Linked DNA regions of Homo sapiens: regions 2 and 3 are each linked to region 1. A link is a contact called in ENCODE Hi-C or POLR2A ChIA-PET data. All regions are on one chromosome and are shown on one strand. The core of a region is the stretch at or near the end of the contact, and the rest is flanking DNA. Distances in the headings are between cores, read along the strand shown. Region 1 overlaps EMILIN2 (elastin microfibril interfacer 2). Region 2 has its middle 35 kb from the start of MYL12-AS1. Region 3 has its middle 19 kb from the start of SMCHD1.

Region 1 (2,579 bases), core at 80-2,579:
TCATAGGGTCAATTTGAAGAATCCTCCTATATCCAGCTAGAGGTATAAGCAAGTGGCTGGGAGCTTAGCAGAGGATGGGGACTGTGAGCCTCCTTATTCAGGGAGCAGACTTTCGCTTAGTGTTTTTAGACTGGTATCTTACTCCTATCTTCCACTGTAGCTGGTATCTGCATGTTTTTCAATCCCTCTGCCTCAGTTTCTCTGTCTAACCCAGCCTTTCTCAACCAGGGTTCTAAAGAGATGTAAATCCTGATGCCATTCTATTGTATGGCGTGAACTAACTTCTCTGTATCTAGAATGGAATTAGCTCTGTATCATCCTCAGGGAAAACTGAGAGAGTAATCACTCAAATTGTTTTCTCTTGGGCTTCTCTCATGGAACATTGGTCAGGAAAGGCTGTTGGAGAAACTGCCTCTCTCAGGGTGTTCTGGCAACCTGCCTCTGTGGGTGGGGCGGGGGGGGGGCATGTATTTGATCTGCCATATTTATCTTAGTTTTATTTTTTTAATTTTTAGTTGTTATGTGTACAGAGTAGATATATATATATATGGGGTACATGAGGTATTTTGATACAGGCATGCAGTGTATAATAATCGGGGTAATAGGGTATCTATTACCCAAAGCATGTGCCATTTCTTTACAGACATTCCAATTCTACTCTTTTATTTAAAAATGTGCAAAAGATAATTGCTGACTGCAGTCACCCTGTTGTGCTATCAGATACTAGATCTTATTAACTCTGTCTAACTATATTTTTGAACCCATCAACCACCTCCACTGCCCTTCTCCCCAGCTTAGTGAGGCTGGAGTGCAGCGGGCGATCTCGGCTCCCTGCAACCTCCACCTCCTGGGTTCAAGTGATTCTCCTGCCTCAGCCTCCCGAGTAGCTGGGATTACAGGTGCGCTCCACTACCCCGGGCTAATTTTTGTTTTTTTGTTTTTTTTTTTTGGATATTTGGAAGAGATGAGGTTTCGCCATCTTGGTCAGGCTGGTCTCGAATTTGGGGGCTCAAGTGATCCGGCCGCGTCGGCCTCCCAAAGTGCTGGGATTACGGGCGTGAGCCACCGCGCCCGGCCCGCTTAGGGAGTTTTAAAACAAAACTAGACGGCAGGTCGGGAGGCAGCCGCCGATTTTTGTCGGGTCCTAAACAAAAATCAAATGTGTTGCGCTTTGGAACTCTGGGCATCGTGGGCACCAGGCTGACGGGGGCGGCGGGGATGGCGTTTCTTGGCGAGCGGGTCCCTCAGCCAGGCCCGGGTATTGTCAGGCGTCCCGTGGACGGTCGGGAGGGGCTTCCTGGAGGGCTCGTTCCGGGAACGAGTTCAAAGGAGGAAAGGGCGGCAGCTTCCGGCGCCTTCCCCAGAGGGCCGGGAGACGCACGCCAGGAGCTTCCTCCGTTGGAAGTCCCTTCCGCTGGCGACGTGGGCGCTGTGGCCGCGGCCCTCGTGGAGCCTGAGCCCTCCTCACGGCCTCCGCGCAGCCCTGGGGCCCCCCGGCAGGGTCCCTCGGCAGCCCGCGGGAGAGGCCGTGGGGCCCCGGCAGGAGTGTGGTTCAGAGACGGTGCGGGGGTCGGTGGCCTCAGGTCCCTTTCAGTCACTTGCGACGCACCCGCGGTTTCCGCGTGCTGTGAAATCGGGAATTGTTGATGCCGGAGCCAAGAGTGAGGCCGGTTTGGAAAGTGCAGCCGTCTGCGCCGGAGAGGCTGGAAACGCCCCGGCCCCGGGCAGGGGTCCCCGGCGGCGTCCGGGTGGCCCGCGGCGTCCTCGGAAGATGCGGGCGGACGCCCGTGTGTCCCGCTGGCCTGACGTCGCAGGGGTGGCCGCAGAGTCCTCACGGGGACCCCGCTCGCCGGGACTCATGGAGGGGACCCTGACGGGGCAGTCAGGGCTGAGGTTTCCTAATCCCGTGTGTTTCTTTCTCCCCGACGCCCGGCAGAGGCGCCCTCGCCCCCGCCGCCCGCAGAGGCCCCGAAGGAGCCGCTGCAGCCCGAGCCCGCCCCGCCGAGGCCCAGCGGCCCCGCAACCGCAGAGGACCCTGGGCGACGGCCCGTCCTGCCCCAGCGGCCCCCCGAGGAGAGGCCGCCCCAGCCGCCAGGCTCCACCGGGGTCATCGCGGAGACGGGCCAGGCCGGGCCCCCCGCAGGCGCAGGCGTGTCTGGGCGGGGTCTGCCGCGGGGCGTGGACGGCCAGACCGGGAGCGGCACCGTCCCCGGCGCAGAAGGCTTCGCGGGCGCACCAGGTGAGGCCCGGGGCTGCGCGGGGAGGAGCGCGGGGCTCTCCCGGAACTTCCGCCTGAGCCTCGGGGTCTGCTGAGGGGCGTGGCGGTTCGGGGTCCAGCCTTCGGGGGGGCAAGTTCCGAAATGCAGCTTTGGAAGGATGCCGAGGCCCGAGGGACCGCTCATGCTAGTCCAGCACACGGAGGCCGGGGCACCTCAGGGACAGTGCAGTCGTCTGTACTTAGACATACTGAGTGGCCCCGCCGGTTGGAGTACGAGTGCCACACGGGCAGCTCATTGATTCCCAGCAGGAAGGATCTTGGAAGCCAGAAGGGTATTGGGAGCTTGGGTAGCAGCAAAGCA
Region 2 (2,579 bases), core at 54-2,553, 390 kb after region 1:
CATCCTGTGAGTGGCTGTTCCCTTAACCTGTGAAATTTGACCTTACTCCAGGTCAGGATTGTATTGCAAAGAGAAAATAATGTATGGATCCCCTTGTAGGCATCACCTAGCTTCAATAATAATCAGCTCATGGCCAAACTTGTTTCATCTATAACCCCTCCCATTTTCCTTTCATCATTATCCCTCAGCCCTCTTACCTGCATCACTAGATTACTTTGAAGTAAATCACTGACAAATCATTTTGTCAGCAAATCACTGATATTTGTTCATACATATTAAAGCAGATATCTCTAAAACAAAAGACCGCTTCCCCTCCCACTTTTTTTTTTTTTTTTTTTTTTGAGACAGAGTCTCACCCTGTCACCCAGGCTGGAGTGCAATGGCGCTATCTCTGCTCACTGCAACCTCCACCTCCCAGGTTCAAGCGATTCTCCTGCCTCAGCCTCCTGAGTAGCTGGGATCACAGGCGGGCGTCACCACGCCCGGCTAATTTTTTATATCTTTAGTAGAGATGGGGTTTCACCATGTTGGCCAGGCTGGCCTCGAACTCCTGACCTCATAATCTGCCTGCCTTGGCCTCCCAAATGCTGGGATTACAGGCGTGAGCCACCGCGCCCGGCCTCCCCACCTTTTTTTTAAGAGACAAGTTCTCACTCTGTTGCTCCCAAGATGGCAGATTGGAGGCAGTGTTAGCATGCCTCTTCCACTTGGAAAGACAAGATAGTGTGTAGAGACTCACACACTGTGAACTTTTCTCCTAGAAGCAACACAGGAACTTAACAGGAGAACTGAAAGAAGCCACTGACCCTTTGAAAGAAGCACTGGGCTGCAGCCTACACCATAAGCCAGTGGAAAACTAAGTTCCCCAGAGTGAAAGAGGAATAAATTGCCTCTGGAACATACACTCCCACTTGGGAATCTGGCAATAGAGGCCCATGAGGGAAGAACTTAACCCTATCCAGCAATGGAGCTGATTTTAGTGAGCAGTGGGGAATGTATGAGAAAAAGCATCATTGGGACGGGCTTTGCATGCACTCCCAGGCTCCAGTGAGGATGGAGGGAAGACATTCCCGACCCTACCTCACAGAGGACTGTGCAGAAATCTGCCAGCTAACTCAGACAGCAGTCACAGGTTGGCAGAAGTTCCCAACTGGGTTCACAATATAATGCCGAATGGGGACAAACCCCCTTGGGCAGAACCAAGGAGTGACTGGGAAATGTGCTGCAGCCACGGGTGCAGGAGCTGGGCGCCCCTGCTTCACGGGCAGACTGGGAGGGGCGTGGCTTGAAAGCATTGGTTGTTCTCTCCTTCAGGAAGGCTTATGGCATGGGGCAGTCTTGAGTTCTGAATGCGGACTGCCTGGATTCTAACGAGCTGCTGCAAGCGGAACCCTGCGGGTGAGGGACCGGCCTTGCCAAGTGCATGGGCGCTGGTGGGGCTTACTGCCGCCTGCTACTCCCCAACCCCTGTAGAGAGACTTCTGTGCAGCAGAGGCAGCTGCACCCCTCCCTGCAACATTACCCCTGCGGCCAGAAAAATGCTCTCTGACCCCCACAGGGGCCACTGCTTACCCCGCATGTGGGGAGCCACAGCGTGAACCTGCCTGATCCAGCCGCCACCTGGCTTTGCTCCTTCACTTGCTCTGGTAGCTTAACACAAAGGACAGAAATTTTTTGGCGCTCTATGGCCCCACCCATTACCTGAGTCACCAGAGTACCTCCCCTGGGTAACATGAGGCAAGCACAAATCCCACTGCTACTACGGCAGCTGGTGCTCTTTGGCAAGCGCCACCTTCTGGCTGGAGGCCAATTGACAGTCCATTACAGCATCTCCAAGTAGTGTAACACTGCACCAAGGAAGGAGAAAACTTGTGCATGACCTCAGCTGTCACCATTGCCTGCATCGTTCTGGCTAACCAGGGGGTCCTGAGTCTGTCCACATGACCAATTCATTACTACTACTACTGGCATTTGAGAAATCTTTACCAGACAAAGAATTCAAAAGGTTGATCATTAAGCTACTCAAGGAGATATAAGAGAAAGGTGAAAAACAACATATAGAAATTTAAAAATCAATTCAGGATATAGATGAAATATTTTCTAAAGAGATAGATTTTTTTAAAAAATCAACCAGAACTTTTTGAAATGAAGGACACATTTAGGGATTTAGGGAATTACAAAATGAGCTGGAAAGTTTTAACAATATTCTAGACCAAATAGAAGAAAGAATTTCAGAGCTCTAAGACAAGGCTTTCAAATTAACCCAATCAGACAAAAATAAAGAAAAAAGAATTAATAGAAATGAATAAAGCGTCCAAGAAATATGGTATTATGTAAAATGGACAAGTATAAGAACTATTGGTGTCCCTGAAGGAGAAGAAAAAGCAAAAAAAAAAAAAAAAAAAAAAAGTGAAAAACTTCTTTGAGGGAATAATTGAGAAAAACTTCCCTGTCCTTGCTGGAGATTTAGACATCCAAATACAAGAAGCTCAAAGAAGTCCTGGGAGATTCATTGCAAAAAGGATATCACCAAGGAACATAGTCATCAGACTATCTATAGTCAGTGTGAAGGAAAGAAT
Region 3 (2,579 bases), core at 58-2,557, 270 kb before region 1:
GAGCCAAGAACAGCATTATCCTGATGTCTTTCCTTAAGGCAACCTCTATCCTGGGGCAAAGAGAAGGAACTTGGGGAGTTCCATCAAGTAGGTATAGTAAGCAAGGGTGTGGTGTGGTGGGGCAGGGGATGCTATACTATAGTTTAGCATTAATTATGTTTGGTTAGAAACATTGTTCTGTTGGCCTTTCTGTGTCCTGTTGAAAACATTGTTTATCACAGCCTAACTGCTGGCAGAGTTTCTCAAGCCCTGATTAGAATGCGGCTTCTAGGGGAAGGGAGGGTTAGGAGACTTCAATTCTATGGGACAATCACTCTGAGAATTGAAAATGCCACCCAGAGATAATAAAAGCCAGTTAAAGCTCACCAACCAAAGAAAAGACCACAGGTCTTACCTACAGAAAATAGTTGCATGACTGTACTTGCTGTAGTGAGGAGGAACTGGTCATGGGATATCTCAGAAACATGGAGCAAGGAGGGGCTTTTTTTTTTTTTTTCCCGAGACGGAGTCCCTCTGTTGCCCAGTCTGGAGTGCAGTGGCGTGATCTCAGTTCACTGCAACCTCCGCCTCCCAGGTTCAAACAATTCTCCTGCCTCAGCCTCCCGAGTAGCTGGGATTACAGGTGCATGCCACCACGCCCAGCTAATTTTTGTATTTTTCGTAGTGACAGGATTTCACCATGTGGTCAGGCTGGTCTCAAACTCCTGACCTCAAGTGATCTGCCCGCCTTGGCCTCCCAAAGTGCTGAGATAACAGGCGTGAGCCACCGTGCCCAGCCAGGGAGGGGCTTTTTATAGGGTTTGGCCTTTGTTCGGTGATTCTAAGAAGGAATGGTTAGTCTTTTTTTTTCCAACTACGGTACAGCATTAATTATGTTTGGTTAGAAACATTGTTCTGTTGGCCTTTCTGTGTCCTGTCGAAAACATTGTTTATCACAGTCTGACTGCTGGCAGAGTTTCTCAAGCTCTGATTAGAATTAAGGGTCCTGTTTGGGGAAAGTAACTGCATAGAAGGCCATAGAAAAGGCTCAGTAGGACTGTAGTTCCAGAGGAGCACTCTGTGAAAATTTCAACCACAGCAGAGGAAAATGGGGACTTCGACTTGTATGGAGATAGGAGGCTGCTCGGCCGCTGTGAAAAATCTAAGGGGAGCCCTGCATCAGATATCCAGAAGCTGTTTCCTGCATTTCCAAGGATGCTGTGCCCTGTAAGAAGATTTAGAGATGTGTGAGAGACGTAGGGACGTGAGGAGAGAACAGCAAAATTATATAAAGTGTAAGATATTGTGTACTTCCCCTTCCTGTTGTGGTTGGCTTTGAGCTAGAACACCTTGAGGATTTGGCTTTGAGTTACAAGCAGTTAGTTTCTCTTAGGCTAGCAAAGCTGGAGACAATACACAAGTGTATACTTCCTTTTCTTCTGAAAAAGCAACAAGGTTGGATAGATTTAGTTTTGCACATGTGAGGCAAAAACATTCTCTAAAATGAAAAGGGTTGACATAACAGGGAATCTAAAATGTTCAGTGTTTGTGTGTGTGTGTGTGTGTGTGTGTGTGTGTGTGTGTTTACTTCTTTATTCTTTTTTGAGAAGCTTTCTTTTTTTTTTTTTTTTTTTTTTAGGTTTACATCACCGGAACAGGAGGAGGGACACACCCAACAGCTGTAGAAGCAGGAAATATCTAATACAAAACTAAAGTACAAAAACATGAAAACAGAGTCTTTGCGCATATTTTGTTCCTGCTGACTGCCTTGAAAAAGTCTACATTTCCTATACATATGATTGGGAATGGGGAGGGCTTGGTTCTCCTTGTGCAACATATTCAGCATGATTTAGGCAGTTTTATCTCTGCAAATTTATTGTTTCCTTTGGAGAAGTATTCATTTTCTAAATCACATCTCAGAAGTATCAAGAGTTATGTACCACAGGACAGCAGGGGGCAATTATAGAAGTCAGATTCACGTCAAGCCAGAGTACATTCTGTGAGGAGGAACTGACCCAGGCTTGGCAAGTGTCAGCTTGAATTAACCTTTTTTTTTTTTTTTTTTTTTGCCAGGAGTCTCCCTCTGTCGCCCAGGCTGGAGTGCAATGGCACAATCTCAGCTCACTGCAACCTCCACTTCCCCAGTTCAAGTGATTCTCCTGCCTCAGCCTCCCGAGTAGCTGGCATTACGGGTGCGTGCCACCACGCCCACCTAATTTTTGTATTTTTAGTTGAGACAGGGTTTCGCCATGTTGGCCAGACTGGTCTCAAACTCCTGACCTCAAGTGATCTGCCCGCCTCAGCCTCCCGAAGTGCTGAGATTACAGGCGTGAGCCATCGTGCCCGGACTTAAATTAACTATTAATAGGGATATTTAGAACTGAAAAATACACATTTTGAGGAATGTGACAAAAAGTGTCCTTATTTTTCATAATTGATATGGTTATGGATGGCTAATGACCTGTGTGCTATAGGATCTGTGTATCTTGTGTGGGGATGCTGCATTCTAACTCTAGAACCGGCCAATTGCCTTGTAAGGGGAGGATGAGTAATATAGTTTTAGAGAAGAGATTATTTCTCTCTAAAGAAAGTGAAACTTA

What was found. Hi-C counts contacts between places; a loop is a spot of excess contacts on that map. ChIA-PET counts read pairs that join two places held with the same protein, here RNA polymerase II (POLR2A). Pooled maps may share reads with other maps.
Region 2: a loop to region 1 is called in a pooled map, with 4 times the contacts of the local background. The contact joins two enhancer-like sites. A Hi-C loop is called at or near these places in 2 of 50 pooled maps. POLR2A ChIA-PET finds 5 or more read pairs at or near these places in 2 of 52 experiments (H1 and activated CD4-positive, alpha-beta T cell).
Region 3: a pooled map shows a loop between it and region 1 (5-fold over the local background). The contact joins two enhancer-like sites. A Hi-C loop is called at or near these places in 5 of 50 pooled maps. POLR2A ChIA-PET finds 5 or more read pairs at or near these places in 5 of 52 experiments (B cell, Caco-2, WTC11 and 1 more).

What each region holds. Positions count from the first base shown.
Region 1 is chr18:2,904,847-2,907,425 of GRCh38, forward strand. EMILIN2 (elastin microfibril interfacer 2) reads left to right here. Exons shown (of 8, transcript NM_032048.3): 5 at 1,937-2,239. Among named protein-coding and RNA genes, the nearest start is that of EMILIN2, 59 kb to the left of the region's middle. RefSeq lists a silencer at 1,439-2,298. Within about 2 kb of position 1,330, at least 29 of the 41 ENCODE cell types and tissues checked have a DNase peak (open chromatin) inside an H3K27ac peak, as active enhancers do.
Region 2 is chr18:3,295,793-3,298,371 of GRCh38, forward strand. No RefSeq gene overlaps it. Among named protein-coding and RNA genes, the nearest start is that of MYL12-AS1, 35 kb to the left of the region's middle. RefSeq lists an enhancer at 1,414-1,493. Within about 2 kb of position 1,304, at least 21 of the 41 ENCODE cell types and tissues checked have a DNase peak (open chromatin) inside an H3K27ac peak, as active enhancers do.
Region 3 is chr18:2,635,509-2,638,087 of GRCh38, forward strand. No RefSeq gene overlaps it. Among named protein-coding and RNA genes, the nearest start is that of SMCHD1, 19 kb to the right of the region's middle. RefSeq lists enhancers at 1,008-1,187, 1,778-1,827. Within about 2 kb of position 1,308, at least 15 of the 41 ENCODE cell types and tissues checked have a DNase peak (open chromatin) inside an H3K27ac peak, as active enhancers do.